Linked DNA regions of Mus musculus: region 1 is linked to region 2. A link is a loop called in an ENCODE intact Hi-C map of the cell type or tissue named here. Cell type or tissue: left cerebral cortex. All regions are shown on one strand.

What was found. Hi-C counts contacts between places; a loop is a spot of excess contacts. Peaks named below come from ENCODE experiments on the same cell type or tissue, not always from the same donor. Only the 100,000 strongest peaks of a DNase experiment are listed, where the experiment ranks them.
Region 1: a loop joins it to region 2, with 10 times the contacts of the local background. A loop is called at or near these places in 17 of 42 quality-filtered maps.

The regions. Positions count from the first base shown.
Region 1 is chr11:98,453,234-98,461,233 of GRCm38, forward strand. Grb7 (growth factor receptor bound protein 7) reads left to right here. Exons shown (of 15, transcript NM_010346.2): 8 at 1-58; 9 at 262-360; 10 at 560-640; 11 at 739-855; 12 at 988-1,048; 13 at 1,165-1,252; 14 at 1,350-1,443; 15 at 1,626-2,140. The coding sequence ends at 1,772. It also overlaps a transcript of Mien1 not described here. Among named protein-coding and RNA genes, the nearest start is that of Grb7, 10 kb to the left of the region's middle. In left cerebral cortex, CTCF peaks have their summits at 317, 2,436 (motif pointing right) and 4,618; DNase peaks (open chromatin) are centred at 4,330 and 4,580; H3K4me3 peaks cover 1,213 bases; H3K27ac peaks cover 654 bases.
Region 2 is chr11:98,261,908-98,269,907 of GRCm38, forward strand. Mir5119 (microRNA 5119) reads left to right here and starts at 699; the gene lies at 699-755. It also overlaps a transcript of Cdk12 not described here. In left cerebral cortex, a CTCF peak has its summit at 3,324 (motif pointing right); DNase peaks (open chromatin) are centred at 2,530, 3,346, 4,344 and 4,972; H3K27ac peaks cover 1,497 bases.

The sequences.
Region 1 (8,000 bases), 190 kb after region 2:
GGTGACCCAGGGCCGCAAGCTGTATGGGATGCCCACTGACTTCGGCTTCTGTGTCAAGGTGAGGGCTGCACCTGACCCGGGCTGGGGGACAGTGACAGCTGCCTAAGGTCCAGTGTCCTACTTGTGGTTTTTGAGTGCCATGTTGAGGAACCCAGCCTCTTCTCCATCTACCTGAACTTTTGGATAGTCCTTGGGTCCTTCCCTGCCCGATGGCAGCTGAGCACAGAATCATATAGGGGACAGTCCGCTTCCTCTCCCCAGCCCAACAAGCTTCGAAACGGCCACAAGGGGCTCCACATCTTCTGCAGTGAGGATGAGCAGAGTCGGACCTGCTGGCTGGCTGCCTTCCGGCTCTTCAAGGTGAGACGCCTGGAATGGCTGTGGGGCTGGTCTGGCCTGATGGAGTCGACATAGCTCTGCCTTCAGATGTCTTCCCATGGAAGAGATCATCACCACCCAGCTCAGAACACCCACCAGGAAGGCCAGGCTCAGCCCTGCTGTTACCCCCCATCTCCTAGGCTCTCATAACCTCAAGCCCTCTTTTCCTCCCTGTCTCCAGTACGGGGTACAGCTATATAAGAATTATCAGCAGGCCCAGTCTCGTCACCTGCGCCTATCCTATTTGGGGTCTCCACCCTTGGTGAGTGTACTCTTCTGGGGTACGGGAAAGAGAAGTGGGTATGCAGGCTCAGGGCAGCGATTCTGACCCTTCCCCTCTTCATTCTGTCCTCTCTTCAGAGGAGCGTCTCAGACAATACCCTAGTGGCTATGGACTTCTCTGGCCATGCGGGGCGTGTCATTGATAACCCCCGGGAAGCTCTGAGTGCCGCCATGGAGGAGGCCCAGGCCTGGAGGGTAAGGGCCTTCACCCATCTGAGCCTCTGCTGCACTGGTTCCCAGTGGGCTTTCATGGAGTGGGAGGAGGAAGAGGGTGTGGGGAGGCAGTGGGTACCAAGGGTACCCTGACTTCCATGTCTCCCATTGCAGAAGAAGACAAACCACCGTCTGAGCCTGCCCACCACATGCTCTGGCTCGAGCCTCAGCGCAGGTGGGTGATGGTCTAGAATCCCTAGGGTGGGCTACGTTGCTACTCGGAGTGGTCTTGGCTGGGGTGGGGGAGTTCCCTTCCCTGAATGATCAACATTTCTTTTCCTCTGACCCCAGCCATTCATCGCACCCAGCCCTGGTTTCATGGACGCATCTCTCGGGAGGAGAGCCAGCGGCTAATTGGACAGCAGGGCCTGGTGGATGGGTAAGGGGCTGGGCTGGGCTGGGTAACAGACCTGGGGACCAACAAGGAAGCAGCTGCAACCAGGAGTCCCTGATAATGCTGCTTTGTCTCCCCCAAGTGTGTTCCTGGTCCGGGAGAGCCAGAGGAACCCACAGGGCTTTGTCCTGTCCTTGTGCCATCTGCAGAAAGTCAAGCATTATCTCATTTTGCCAGTGAGTAACTAACTCCCTTACTCCTAAGGTGGGTTCTTGTAGCCTGGGAACCATGACTTGAAGCCCCACGATGCACCTCCTTTCTCCCTGTACAAGAAACGGGGGGCCAATTGCTGTCCCCACCCACGGGCTGCTCCTCTGCCCGGGACCCCTCCCTGACCTGCCTTCTGGCCACACCACAGAGCGAAGATGAAGGTTGCCTTTACTTCAGCATGGATGAGGGCCAGACCCGTTTCACAGACCTGCTGCAGCTGGTAGAATTCCACCAGCTGAACCGAGGCATCCTGCCCTGCCTGCTGCGCCACTGCTGTGCCCGTGTGGCCCTCTGAGGCCGCACAAGCTACTGCAGCCATGGGTTTGCCTACCACCTTTCTGTTCTGTGGACTCGGTGCAGGTGGGTGGGGTGGTAAACAGTGGAAGAGCTCCTCCCCCCAATTTTATCCCATTTTTTAAAAACCTCTCTCAACCAGTGAAACATCCCCTAAACCTGTCCATCCCTGACTCCTGTCCCCAAGGGAGGCATTGTGGTCCTGTCCCCTTGGTAGAGCTCCTGAGGTACTGTTCCAGTGAGGGGCATTATGAGAGGAGCGGGGCAGCCCAGGAGGTCTCATACCCCACCCGTAATCTGTACAGACTGAGAGGCCAGTTGATCTGCTCTGTTTTATACCAGTAGCAATAAAGATTATTTTTTGATACATCTGTGAGTCCTGTCTGGCAAGAACATGTCAGAGAACCAGCAGAGGTGAAGGTCTTGGTCAACTAGAATATACCCTGAGGACAAAAATGGTGTCAGCTGCCAGAGAGCGTCCAAATCCTAGCAGGTATCCTGGCGCAGCCTGGAGTGTCAGTCAATACTGGTTAAATGGATGAATGGACACTGAATAACAAGGAATGGTGCTTTTCTTTCATTTTTTTTTTAAACTTAAAATTATGTCTGTGTGTATATAAGTATGTGTGTGAGTGCACGCAAATGTTCAAGGAGGCCAGAAGGGGGCGCTGGATCCCTCCAAGCTGTAGTTAGAGTCAGCTGTGTGCTGATATGGATGTTGGTAACCAAACTCAGGTCTTCCACAAGAGTAGTACATGCCTTTAACCACTGGGCCATCTCTTCAGTCCCCCTCCTCCAAGGGACTGGGCTTTTCTGACAGCCTAGATCTGGGACCTGTGATGCATGCCTAGAATCTCAGCACTCCGGCAGCAGCTACAGGAAGAAGAGTTCAGGGCCAGCCTGGGCTGTATGAGACCCTGTCTCACCACCTCCCTTCTCTCCACAAACCAAAGCAAGACGAGTCAGCAGTTGGTGGACAATGAGTCCTGACTGACAGACGGATGCCACAGGGGAGAGTGGTCTCACTTCCCTCACGCCCCTGTTTTCTACCAACCTCTTCGCCCTCTCTGCAGTCCCCAGATCTGCTCTCTGTCCCTATAGTCTCCCTCACTCAGAAAGCCTGGAAGGGAAGGGACACGCAGCCCCGAGTCTGTCTTCTCTCTCCAGCCCGTCCTTCAACTTCCAGAGTGAGTTCTGTACTGTGCAAGTGTGCCCACTGCTCAGCCAGGCTGTGTTTTCCCAGAGTTTCATCCCTTCACTGAACGGGAGCCTTAAAAGAACGCACGTCCAACGACACCTGCACCTCCTCCTCCAGTTGGAGAACAGTTTTTAGAATGTGAATCCTAAGTAGATTGTATTTTGAAAAAAAAAAAAAATCAAACAACTTTGATTCCATCAAACTCATTTCCCAGAAATACAAGAACACATGAGTTGACATGAGACAGTTATCAAAATCTGGACCAGGAAACAGGATAGCTCAATTTCTACTTCAGTGACAGAAATGACAAGAAATTTAGACATGACAGCGAAATGACACAAACTCGCTGTAAAAATATATTCACGAGTAACTGGGGGACCAAGATGAGTCATCCTTTAAGCCTGTCTGAGGAGTTAATCTGTCCCCCCCAAGAAAACCCAGCACCTGAAGTCCCAGGCAGGGGAGCTCACCCCTTCTATGTCAACTAGCAGGTCAGAATCCCTGAGATCGACAGGCCTTCCACTTTACACATAGGAAACTGAGCCTCAGAAAGAGTGACCCACCTGGGGTCACAGAGAAAGTTAGAAACGGCCAGTCCAGCCTGCAGACCGTAGATACCATCTTTTCCAGCCCTGGGGGAGGATGGGGGGGGGTGCTAAGAGCTATGAGGGATGGCATCTACCACCTGGTGGGAGGAGAGACCCTAGTTCTGCAAGTTGTCCTCTGACTTCCTCTGCTACACATGTATCATGGCCTGTGACCTTCCATATAAATAAATAAATAAATAAATAAATAAATAAATAAATAAATAAATAAATAGTTTTGAGGGCTTTCAGAGTGGCTCAGCGGCAGGGTATCAGTGGTTGGAAATGGGCCTTGTGATTGGAGTTGAGGAAAAGCTGTGTGGGAGTGAGACGTGCTGTGGGCACACCACGCACACGTGATTATGGAAGGCTTGTGCATCCTTTAACCTGCCAGTTTCTAAGGCCTGGCACACGGTAGAACCCCTTCCTTCTGGGTACCTGCCTACTTTCCCCGTCGGATTCCAGCATATTTTAACCTCCGCCAACCCTGGTCTACCCTGCTCTCTCACAATCATCAGTTTCTATACGGATTTCACAGTTTTGGGTTCCCTCCTCCCAAGCTGTAGAGCCGCCCAGTCCCACGCGTCTAAGGGATGAACTTGGTATTCTTCCTGCAACCCCTCACCACTGGACGACGGGGTGGTGAAGGGACCTGGAGTGGGTTTAGTGAATAAAGAGAGGCTCCAGGCTGGTGAGACCGGGTTGGAGTTGGAGAGCGCATGCACGCCGGGAGTCCCACCCACACAGATGTGTGCAAGGTGATCCGGTGTCCATGGCTGCCCTCCTGCGGCCAACTCGCCTGCACGACAACACAATTGCTGACAACCTGACGTTTTTTTTGAACGAGGACCCAAATACTCGCCGTCGGTCCCTGGACCCTTCCTAGGGTCTGCAGCGACATCACATCTTGAATCCTTCCCCGCGCAGCGCCGTGCCGGCAGGTGCGCGCAGCAGCCTCGGGTTGGCGCCCCGCGAGCCCCCCCCCGCCCCCCCCGCCCCCCCCCCCCGGGATCCCGAGCGAGTCCAGCCACGCGGCTGCAGTGTCACCCAGCGGCCATTCCTGGAACTACAGGCGACACCTCCCGAGGTTCCCCTGCCCCTCCCCCGTTTCAAAGCCGCGCTCAGGGGCGCGGGGAGCTCCTACCTCGCTGCAGTGCCCGGAAGGGCGGGGCGCGGCGCGGCGCAGCGATGGCGCTGGGCTGTGACCCTGGCGGTTTCACTTCTGGATCCCGCTTTGCTGGGAGAGGAGGACTTGGGTGGGGAGGGCAAGGGCGGTACCTGCGGGCAGGCGGGGTCTGGCGCTCGGGACCCCTGGGGTGTCACGCGACCCACGCCTTCCTGCACTTACCTTCCACCCGCCCCGCCCCCTCCTCCCCCAGGCTCCATTCCGCGGTCCCCAGATCTGTTGCGTGTCCGCAGCGGCCACCGCCCCGTCGAGGCTGCAGACCCCCAAGAGGCGCTGGGCGGCGTGGGCGGCAGAAGGGGAGAGCTGTGAAGCCGCAGGCTCCGGGTTAATCTGCAGGCTGCTGGGACGCCTGGCTGTTTCTCAGAAATATAGCTGCCCCTTCCCTCACCCTCTTGGCTCCCACCTTGCACCTCACCCTTTCACCTCTCCGGAGCCCTTCCTGGGTTGTCTCTCCTAGGTTCCCTGACCCCAGGAATCGGTATCCACCCTGAGAAAGGGGTGTAGGGCACCCCAACCCCCACATCCAGAGCTTCCCACAGATGAAGAGTCAGGAGGAGCCTGGTACCTCTCTGTCCTTACAGACAATTGAGAAAGTGACCTCTTGCGAGAATGTTAGGCTACACTCTTCACCTCCCGTGGCCACCCTCTAGAAGCCCCGAGGTGTAGAGAAAGGAACGGGAACAGGATTCTCTCTCCCCGGGGTTTGTTTTTGTTGTTAGAGGACAGGTCTCTAGAGTCTACTAGAGCAATGGGGTTGACGTTGAGCTTAGAGTCCCAGCCCAAAGAAATCGGAAAGATTCACGACTCCAGGGAAAATTAAAGTCCAGAAAGTGAAACACTCGAGGTCACACAGCAAGTCGTGAGGCTAAGACTGAGACCGGAATATGAGTACCAGCACCCAAGCTGTCCAGAGCTTTGCTGAGGTCCTCTCTCCCTAAAACACACACAGGAAAGGCTGAGAATGTCATTCCAGTGGGGGTGGGATGGGGCTTGAGCTGGTGGTGGGACAAAGTTGGGGGAGGAGGTAGCACGTGCCCCCCTGGTTCCCATCCAGAGCTGTGGTTTATTTGACTGGGCTGCTCTTCTGGGCCAGGGGGCAGAGGGGTGGTGGTGGGGTTGATGGGAAAAAGATTCTGGGGCTTCCTGCCCCCTCACTACTGGGTAGGGGGCGGCGGTGGCGGTGGTGGCAGGTTACATCACTCACAGGCACTCTAACCTCCGTTCTTTCCATCGGAGACCTTTTTCCTTGTGCTTGTTACATATGGGGGGAAAGCTCTGCTATTTGGGGGCAGGGAGGCAGCTGCAGACTTCACAGGTCAAGACAAGAGTTAAAAACAAAACCGCAACAAACTCAACACCCGTGTCCTTCAGGGACTTTCCATGACACCTTCCTTCCCCCTTTCCCCCAAGCCAAGGAGCACCTCCCTAGAGGGCCTCCCCAGCCCAGGTGCAGTGGCTTTTGGCTTTTATGCAAACAACCGTCTGCCCGGGGATGCTCCAGGGGCAGAACTTAGGGCCTGGGTGAACCATCCCACTTTACCACTTACCTCGGGCCAATCCTGGCAGTCTGGACTCTAATGCCCTGGGGGTTTAAGGATGGGTTGGAGGGAGAGGAACTTGGTCCTTGGCCTCCCTGCCCTCAGGTGGCAGTTGCTTGCAGGTGGAGGTTTGGGTCCTTCAAACTTGCAGGTGGCCTGGGTTGTGCAGTGATGTTGGGGGTGGGGAAGTCTGCAGGTGTCGGGTGGCTTCTCTTGCTGGGCTCATCACCCCTTTAAGGCAACACTGGTCCCTGGAGCTAGGGAAACTTAGGCTGGAAAGAATACCCCCTCCCCCATCTCCTCGGAAAAAGAGTTCAAGGCCTCCTTGTCTTCCCTTTCTCTCCCGCAGCTGATTCTGCTTGGGAGGGAGTGGGCTTGGGGAAGTCCACATATATGTCTGGCTTTTGACTAAGGGAAAGCTACTTTTAAATGCTTTACTCTAACATACAAGGCTAGGCTGCTCTCCATCCTCTTCTGCGCTGAAGGAGTTGCTGCTCTAAGTCCTCAAGCATGTCAGCGGTAGAGCTGTTTGACCCCACCACTGATCTGCTTAGGACTGAACTTACTAAATCCAAATTGCAGAAGCCCCGAGGCAGACATGTGTGTCCAACCTTTTGACATCATGATATGATGGTATCATCTGCAAAGTCCCCATCCGAGAACTGCACGAGCAAATGCATCGAAACCTTCATGTTTAAGTTGATGGCTTGTGTGTTGGATCGCGTTCAGGGTTATCCTTGGCTATACGTGATCCAGGAGGGGCCTAGGTTCTACATGCCTTTGGGTGAGTCTATATGAACTGGGCAGGAGGCTAGAGCAGTCGTACCCCTCCAACTGTCTTGAGTAAACACTGGATAATAAGGCAGGGATGTATCATTCTTTTTTGGGAGTCTCCCATGCCACACTTCAACTGAAGTTTGGGTCCCCGAGTATCTACAGACTGTATGTAACTTGGCTGAGTTTAATGAGTGCAACCTTGAGTTTCTCACTGTTTCTGAGAGCCTCAGTTGAGAACTTCCTTGACTTCCCTGCCTATCTCAAAGGCTCTCTGTTGGAGGGGAGGGTGGTGAAGCAATGTAGATCAGGGAGATGTTCTGGGGGTGTTGTTCCTGGTATGTCCCTGTCCACTGGAATCCCTAGTGAATTTCAAAGAGTTGTGTAGATCCAGAACCCTGCTATGGCCTCAGAGACCAGTGGTGCACCATAGCAGGCTCAGCAGTGTGCCTGGGGTGAGACTTCTGTGGTAATTCCACTGATTTTGAGACTTAGACTTTAAGAAAAACCTAAGACAAAATGATGGAAATATTCCTCTGGGCAGAATGTCCTGTGGACATTCTGACAGGAGCCATGACAAATGACAGACATACACCAGGACTAATTTTAAACACATCAGGATTATATTTATTTATCACTGTTAAAAAAAAATTAAACACAGTAAAGAAAACTTGACAATACTAGCAAGCTGCTTTATACAGGAGATGCAGTCCTTACATTCTGGCGAGGTTAGCAAGGGCTTCACTCAAAGTGGACTTTGGAGAGACGGTATGGGGTGGGGAGTACAGGCCTGAATCCTGATGGAGGGATTCAGGTAAATCTCTAGAGGGAGGAGGGAAGAGAGACACCAGTGCAAGGGATGTTTCTGAGAAACACAGGCAGGGGGAGGCTGATAGCACAGGCCTTGTGGTAACTTCTAGGTGAGGGTCCCCTGAGCTCCAAGCCTCCT
Region 2 (8,000 bases):
CTTTAACCTCGGGTCAGTAGGTGGAGACAAGCAGATACTAAGGTCAGCCAGCGCTACATAGTGAGACACTGTCTTAAATTAGACTCCTTCACAGCCAGTTAGATAGCTTGTAAAAGTGCCTAGTCTAGCAAATTGAGATCTATCCCTAGAACCCACATAATGGAAGGAGAGAACCAATACCTGCAAGTTGTCCTTTGACCTCCACAAACACTGGCACAGGCATCCCTCCCATACACATATACATAAATGTAATTTTGAAAAAAGAATGGCATGCAAATTTTACAAATAATTTTTAACAATATAACTAAATTGTTGGGAAGAAAGTGGTAGTCATAGCCAAAGATCTTAATGCCCGTAGAGTTACCCCAAATTTTCAAAGAACCCTTGGCCCCAAACTAAGGGACTGATACTAGGGAAAACCTCCTCAGAGGCAAAGTGAAAAATTCATACCAAATCTCAGCTTAGGTTCTTTGTCATTATAATAAATTTATGTCGGAAGAATCCAAATGGAGAGAGAGCACCTTGAGGCAAGGCTAGAGGGAGTTTCACTGAATGGGATATGGAATCATGACTCAGGAGAGTTGGTGGGCACCTTCTGCCTTTCTCTTATTTGTAGAGCTAGGGGAAGCTATTTGGTGTTCTTGGACCGTGCATAAGGAAAAGTGTTGCACAGTGGTCAGAACCAAAAATAAGCTTATCAGGGCTGGCCTATGGGACAGATACTATAAGTCATCTCATCCTGGGGCTGGGTCTGCTGTACCTCCTTATGCTTGCTTTTACTGGACATAAAAAATTGGGAACCTGTTAGTAGCAAAAAGGAAAATGCTGACGAAAGCAGCAAAATGCTGAGCAACATGAAGATAGTTAAGGTCTGTGTTAGGGATCTACCAACTGATACTGTCCGTGGATAACAAGGAGACAGATCCCATTGTGTATCATTTGTGGTCAGTCCACTGCATTATAGTTGAAAGAATATAGGAATATGGGGTTAATCTCCATGCAAAGACTTTGTTCCTGCAAAGGAAATGCACAATAAACCTAGTTACCCAAATTGCAACTAATCTACTCTTGTAAACCTTTCTGTTTCATAACTAAGGCCATTTTCTGACTTTAAACTCCTTAAAGAAGCTGTGATGAACAAGAGAACCTCCAATTGAAGATGGTGGTCTGGTCTAAAGTTATGTTACCCCCTCCAAGTTAGAATCTTGCATTAACCATAACATGCATTGGCCTCTATAGTATTTCTGTGTTTCACAGCTTGTATTCTATTAAATTTTCTGACATATACCTTAAGTATCAGGGCCATGGTTTTTTACTTATCATCCTGGGAACTAGTCTTTGGAGGTAGGAATCTGGAACAGTCAGCTCTTCTGGAAGAATTCTTAAGATTCATTTGCCACTTTGGGGGCATGTAGGTTTAAGAGAATTGGAGAAAAAGCAACCATCATACTGTTACTGTTACTGTAGCTGTCAACATTGTAATCTCCGATGCATGACCACATACCCTCTTTGCACTGGTTGCTTGTCCTGTGTCTAATGTAGCTTCTTATTTTTCTTTGCAGATAGCAGCAGCAGGGATGGCCTTTGAAGAACTCCAGACACCCATCAGTTACCTTGCATCCAGAGCCTCTCAAACAATCTCATTCACAATACTTGAAGCCAGGTAGGGACTTAAAGCCAGTCAGAAGCCACTGGCCTGATTGTACATGGAGTAGCACCCCACTTGTGACAAGGGCAGTTTCTTCTCTGAAATCCCCAAAAAAGTGTCCTGAGTTTTTATTTGGCCCTATTCTGGTATCCTACCTAGTAGTTAACAAGCTCTCTCCAGCTAGAATGAGTGAGCCCTCTCTAACAGTAGCAGTTACTTCATTCCTGTGTTACCAGATAGATATGCCTCTACACGGGAGTACTGACATTATTATTCAGTTACTTTCAACCTCCTTTAGGGTGAATATCTCCCTTACCCATACCCCTTCATATACAAAACACTTTTCCCCCAAAAGCTGTTTTTTGTTTTGTTTTCTATTTCTTTTTTTTTTAATATTTATTTATTTATTATATATAAGTATACTGCAGCTGTCTTCAGACACACCAGTCAGATCTCCTTAAGGATGGTTGTGAGCCACCATGTGGTTGCTGGGACTTGAACTCAGGACCTTCAGAAGAGCAGTTGGGTGCTCTTATCCGCTGAGCCATCTCACCAGCCCTGTTTTCTATTTCTTTAAGTCAAGATAGGACAATGCTATCTCTTCTTGCCTCTAATGAACTTCACTGCCTTCTTTCTAGGTTCAGTGGAAAAGTCCACCTATCCAAACACTGCATGAGACACCAGAAGTGGAGGCCTGCAGCTCTGCAGTCATTCCCAGAGCCGGCATCTCCACCTTCCCTACCTGAGAGTAGGTACGGTGTTTCACTCACTTCACAGATGATGGGTGGCCTCTAGCTCTGTCTCTATCACTCGTGTTTATTTCCTTTCCCTGCCTCTCATATGAACTGGGACTCTAGGTTCTACATCTAGTTTCTCAAGGAATATTTTTGTTCAGTGTCTCCAAAAATGGAAGGCGTTTGTGACTCAGCTCTTCTTCTCAGTAGTTTCCAAGTCCTAGTATTTAGGATGCCCTTCTAGTGTCCATCAGGTGTCCATCCCTTTTCTGTAGTTTAGAACCGTTTCCCTCCTGTTTAGCAGGTAGTGGAGGTAGTAAACAGACTGTGATGATGGTGAAGAACGATCCAGTAACACATAGCCTCCCTCTTGAAAGCTGAAATTTTGAAGGCTTAACTGGAAGAATACCTGGCTCTTTTGAGTGTTTATCTAGTGTCTGTTCTTTAGGACCAGTATCTTGCCTCTGTCCCTAACACCCACATATCCCAGCGAATGGAAAAGGAACAGCTCTAGCTAGGGTATAGTCTACCAGTAGATGTTACTCTTGTAACTATGATGTCAGCTTTATTCTGGGCTCTATGGAGAGTTGTCAGGGTTAGAGCATCTTCCTGCCTCCCGGATGCTAGCGGTGACCCTGTCTTATCCTTTAGACTTTCTGACTTCTCTCTCGGCAGTGCTTCTCACCTCTGCAACCCAGACAGCCAAAGCAGCAGGTCCAGATAAGTGCCTCTGGATCCATCCCATAAACAACCATCAAACCCAGACACTAGTCAGGTGCTGTTTCCTAGAAGCATGTGTGTCAGAGTTGTTAGAAAGCAGGACATGTCAGAATGTAGTCAGGTACTACATGCCCATGAACTTCCCTAATGGCAAAGGTTACAACTGCTATTTAGTTGTCTTATCAGTCAGGTTACCTGACCAGTGGGGCAACTGCAGTTCTGATTTCTACCACACGAGGGCACTGCTGGCCAATTAAAATCCAAGCCCCTTAGGAAACAGATGGATGAGGGCGCTCTTTTCAGGGAATGATCAGAAACACTCCCAGAGAGCCAGAGAACCTGGCCCAGAAGCCAAAAAAATAACTGATACCACTTGTAATTCCCTTAAAATGGCCTGAGGCCTAAATACTTGGTCTTTTGGGCCTGTGATTGAGTGGATACCCAGCTGAACTTAAGTTCCAGGAGCTATGTCTTCTTCAAGGTTTGCCTGACTCCAGCTGTTTAACCCACTGTCCTCATCCCTTCAAGATGTTGAGTTCCAGTCCAGGAGGATGGGGTTGAATGGTTTCACAAGGGAAAAGGTTTTCTACAAGTATTCAAAGGAAAGTGTCTTTGTGAGAAAGTATGGAAAGAATGGAGTCTAAAATAGTGGGTGACCTCATCTCTCCCCCTGACAGCCAACCCCCACCCCCAACACAAACCTACAGGATTCAAGTTTAATAGATCTTTGTGTCTGTTTGGGCAAACCACATCTAGGACTCTAGAGAGCTCTGAGCCAAAAAAAAAAATGTATCAGAAAACAGCATGGTGGGGACTCTGTGCCATGTCATGACTCGCTGGGCATGCCAAGTGGCTTGGGATCCTGTGGGACTGAGGACCCCACAGTTTATACTCAGTCAGAATGAACAGGCTCAGGGAGATGACAGGGTCTTCTTCCTTTTCCTCCTTCCCCCATGCCTGAAGGCCCCTCCCCAGGAGGACAGCTTGATTAAACAGTCGGTGCTGCTGGAATTACTGCACAGCTGGTGCTCCCCCCAGCACCCCGAGCAGAGCAGCAGTGCAGATTAAAATCTCCAATTAGCGTTAAAGTGAAGTGAGGAGGTGCTGAGGCTGCCAAGGCAGCCAGGCCGAAACCCTGAGTTGGCACCCTCGCTCATGCCTGATTCTGAGTGCTACCCTTAGTCACTCCTTTGTGAGTCCTTTTCTGACAGTGCTCAGTGTCTGTTAGACTTGTATCACTTGAGGGGGACCTTGGGTTGGAGGCAGATGTCTTAACTGGTAAAATGCTAGGACTTCATAAATTGGAAGAAAGCAAGATCAATCAGTGATTGTGAAGCGCTGTGGACAGCCAGGCTATGGCAAGTGCTACTGCTGCTGTGTTTTGCTTACAGAAAGAGTCAACAGGACAGATCCCTTGGAGCTTAAGGTGCTCAGGGGCATGGTGTCCACATGAACATACATCTGTGTATATTTGATCCTATCTGTCCTATCTGCTCCCACCCAAATTATGGCTCCTTTCCTCCTCTCTCCATTTTTCTCTTAGCCTTCTTATAGGCATGAGTAGGCATAGCTGAGCCCCAGAGTGTCCCTATGCCTTTCCACCTGGGTCCTAGCTAGTTGCTCTTTATCTTCCTAGTTTGGAGAATAGCAGAGGTAGGTATTATACCAAGACGAATCAGACCTTTCCCTCCTGAACATCTTACCCACTCCAGAGATCCCTCTGCCCTTTCCTTTTGTTCCTTGCCTGTCAAATTCAGAAGCAGGGTAGAACAGCTAGCCACACTATCTAACTGCCCTCTGCCCCTTTAAGAGAAATGGAGGTGGTGCCTAGCTGACTTAACCTACTCACACCTCAAAAAATTAGACACCAGGGCATGGTGCCACTCTCCCAGACTGGCACATGCTACCCTGGCAGAGGTTCAAGCACACCCCCATGTCATATTCCTACCCTACATCTTCCTCTACTCTCTCTCTCCCCACATCTTTTTTTTTTTTCCTCAGCTCAAAGCACAGCTGAGCCTTAAAAGGGGGGTGGGGGTGGAAAGACCAAGCTGGGGCAGGGGGGTGTAGTGCGCCAATAGCACGTTTTCACCTGCCATTTAATTGGATGTATTTTTAATTAATGGGACCTCAGGGACCAACATGAGACAATCTGATCTCTGAATAGGGACAGGGGAGGGATTGGATAAGGGAGGAGGATTGGGCCACTGGGTGCGGTTACCAGGAATCCGGGCCCATCAATCACTGGCCACTTTGCGTTCTGGCATGGAGAATAGCGAGGTGGAAGAAAAGGGGAGGCATTGGGGAAAGGTGCCAGGATTTCCCCCCAACTGGCAGGACCTCCAGAAGAGATGGAGTTGTGCTGATTTACTCAGGTTTGCAGCTTAAATTTGCAGCCAGAATTGTAGGTAAGGCTGTGCTCTTGCTCCTGCAGTTTTGACTAGATGGGTTGATCTCAGAGAGTATAACACTATGGAAGGGGGGTGGGGTAAAACTTTGAGGTCCCTGAAGAAAAAGGGTAAGAACTAGGGACCATGGACCTGGGGCTGTGGTAGAGGAAATCTGAAAGGGGTAGAGTTGGGGGCCATTTCTACACATTTCGATAGGAAATAAGTACCATAGCAGTTACATGGAAAATGACACCCAAATGAGATCTGGTGAATTTGGGTCTGAATCTTAGAACATTAATGTTATAAAGACGGGAACTTGGAGCTCATCTTATCTGACTCATTCCTTATACAGATGTGGAAGCCAGACCCAGAGAGGAAGAACAAATTGAATCCTGCTCTGAAGTTGCTTTATGTTCTGGATTTGGAGAGTTCCTGGGAGCATTGGGCAAGAAAAAATAGGTAGGTAAGGAGAGAAGAAAGTCAGATGAAAAGTGTAAGCAATGTGTTCTGTCCTCCACTGCCTGAAGTCTCATGTCGCTGGCTCCTGATTGTTGGAGCAGTTTAGGAAAGTCAGCAGATAGAGTTTATAAGAGACACAGTGGGGAACCATACCCTTTGTGTGGCCTGTTCCAGAGGTAATTATCCTTCAGCCCTCTCTGTAGAATTCTGCCATGTTTTAAGGTCTAAGGGAAAGAAATGCTTCAGCTACCTCAACTATTAACCAAAAGGCAAATCTACCAAGGAAAACTACATTTTTCCTAGTGGAAATCTTATCACAAGTTTCCATGCTATAATAAAAATGATTGGAAACTGTTATGCTAAAGTGTCCGGGGTAGTTTACACCTCTTGTCCCACTACTACAATAAAAACAGTGGTAAAATGCAAGGCCCTACAAGAAAGCTAGGAGTGTTCCTGGATCCATGTAGCTCTAGAGTCTTAGGTCCCCTCTGGCTCTTACAGTGATGGCTTTCCTGGCGAGAAGGATACATTTCCAGTCCAGCTATCTATACCCTGTTCCCTTACTTCCTTTATTGTCTATATGCTAGGGCCAGGGAGAGAAGGATGAATGAAGGTAATGGAAGGATTTCCTACCAGTTTCCCAAAGGTGGCATTTCTCAAAATTTTCCTGTCTTAAAATCTTCAAAATTCTTTGATCTGTGCTTTATGAGGCTAAACTGGGGTGGAGGCAAGATAGGTTGGAGGGTTAAAAGGCAATACCAGTAGAATTCACCACGCTTTCCGACTCCCATCCTTACCTTCCTTCCACTCCTAGAACTGTCTTCTTTTTTAGTAACCTCAGGCCCTTGAGAAACACAGGATCTGCCTCTAGCTTCCAACCTTTTCCTGATCTGCCTTAGACTGTCAGGGGCTGTCATGGTCTGTTACTCACAGACAGGGTGAGAAGCCCTCATATTCCCCTAGGACAGTCTGGAAAAAAATCCTTCTAGGCCCCATCCTGCATCCAAGTGCCTCAGGGCTGTTGGTATCAAGAAACTGTGCCAAAACCTGTCCTGTCAGGGGGATGAGGAAGAAGAGAAGATAGTGTTGATGCTTTAGAACTGAGACCTGTCGTTCCACCCATGGGACTGGCTGCTCAATGTAGTGCAGGACAGTCATAGTGAATATTGTTTGAGGATAGGTGGCTACTGTTGACAGAGCTGCTCTTTCAAGTCTGACATACAGAGCAGTGAAGATAGCACAAAGCAAAGGAAGAAAGGTATCTATTCTCTGTAGAAAAGCCTCCTCCGGGGCTGGTGAGATGGCTCAGTGGGTAAGAGCACCCGACTGCTCTTCCAAAGGTCAGGAGTTCAAATCCCAGCAACCACATGGTGGCTCACAACCATCCCTAACGAGGTCTGACTCCCTCTTCTGGAGTGTCTGAGGACAGCTACAGTGTACTTACATATAATAAATAAATAAATTTAAAAAAAAAAAAAAAAAAAAAAAAAGAAAAGCCTCCTCCTCTCTTTATAGGCCTTGGTGACTGGGTCACCTCTGCTCCAGGTGTTGGAGGCACAGGAAAGCAGTCACCGTGCATTCTGAATGTCCTTTGAGGGACTAGAGCTGCTTTCCCTCCTTCTAATTCTGCCAGGCCTGACACCCACTTCCAAGGTTATCCCAGGGTGTCAGATCTATAGCCTTAAGTCCAAGACTAGAACCTGCTAAGAAGTCCAGAAGAAACTCAGGCCCTTTGTGGGAAAATACCTAGATATGAAATAAATATAGTAGAAAAAGATAGCAGCACCAAGAATTCATTACATTCTGGGATTAGTCAGCATTGGCCTAGTATTCCTCCCTTCAGTTTTCCTTTCTTTTCGTTTTGTTTTGTTTTGTTGAGACATGGTTTCTCTGTGTAGCCCTGGCTGTCCTAGAACTCACTTTGTAGACCAGGCTGACCTCGAACTCAGAAATCCGCCTGCCTCTGCCTCCCAAGTGCTGGGATTAAAGGCGTGGCCACTACTGCCCGCCTCCCTTCAGTTTTCCCATGGGTGAGAATAGATCTGGAAG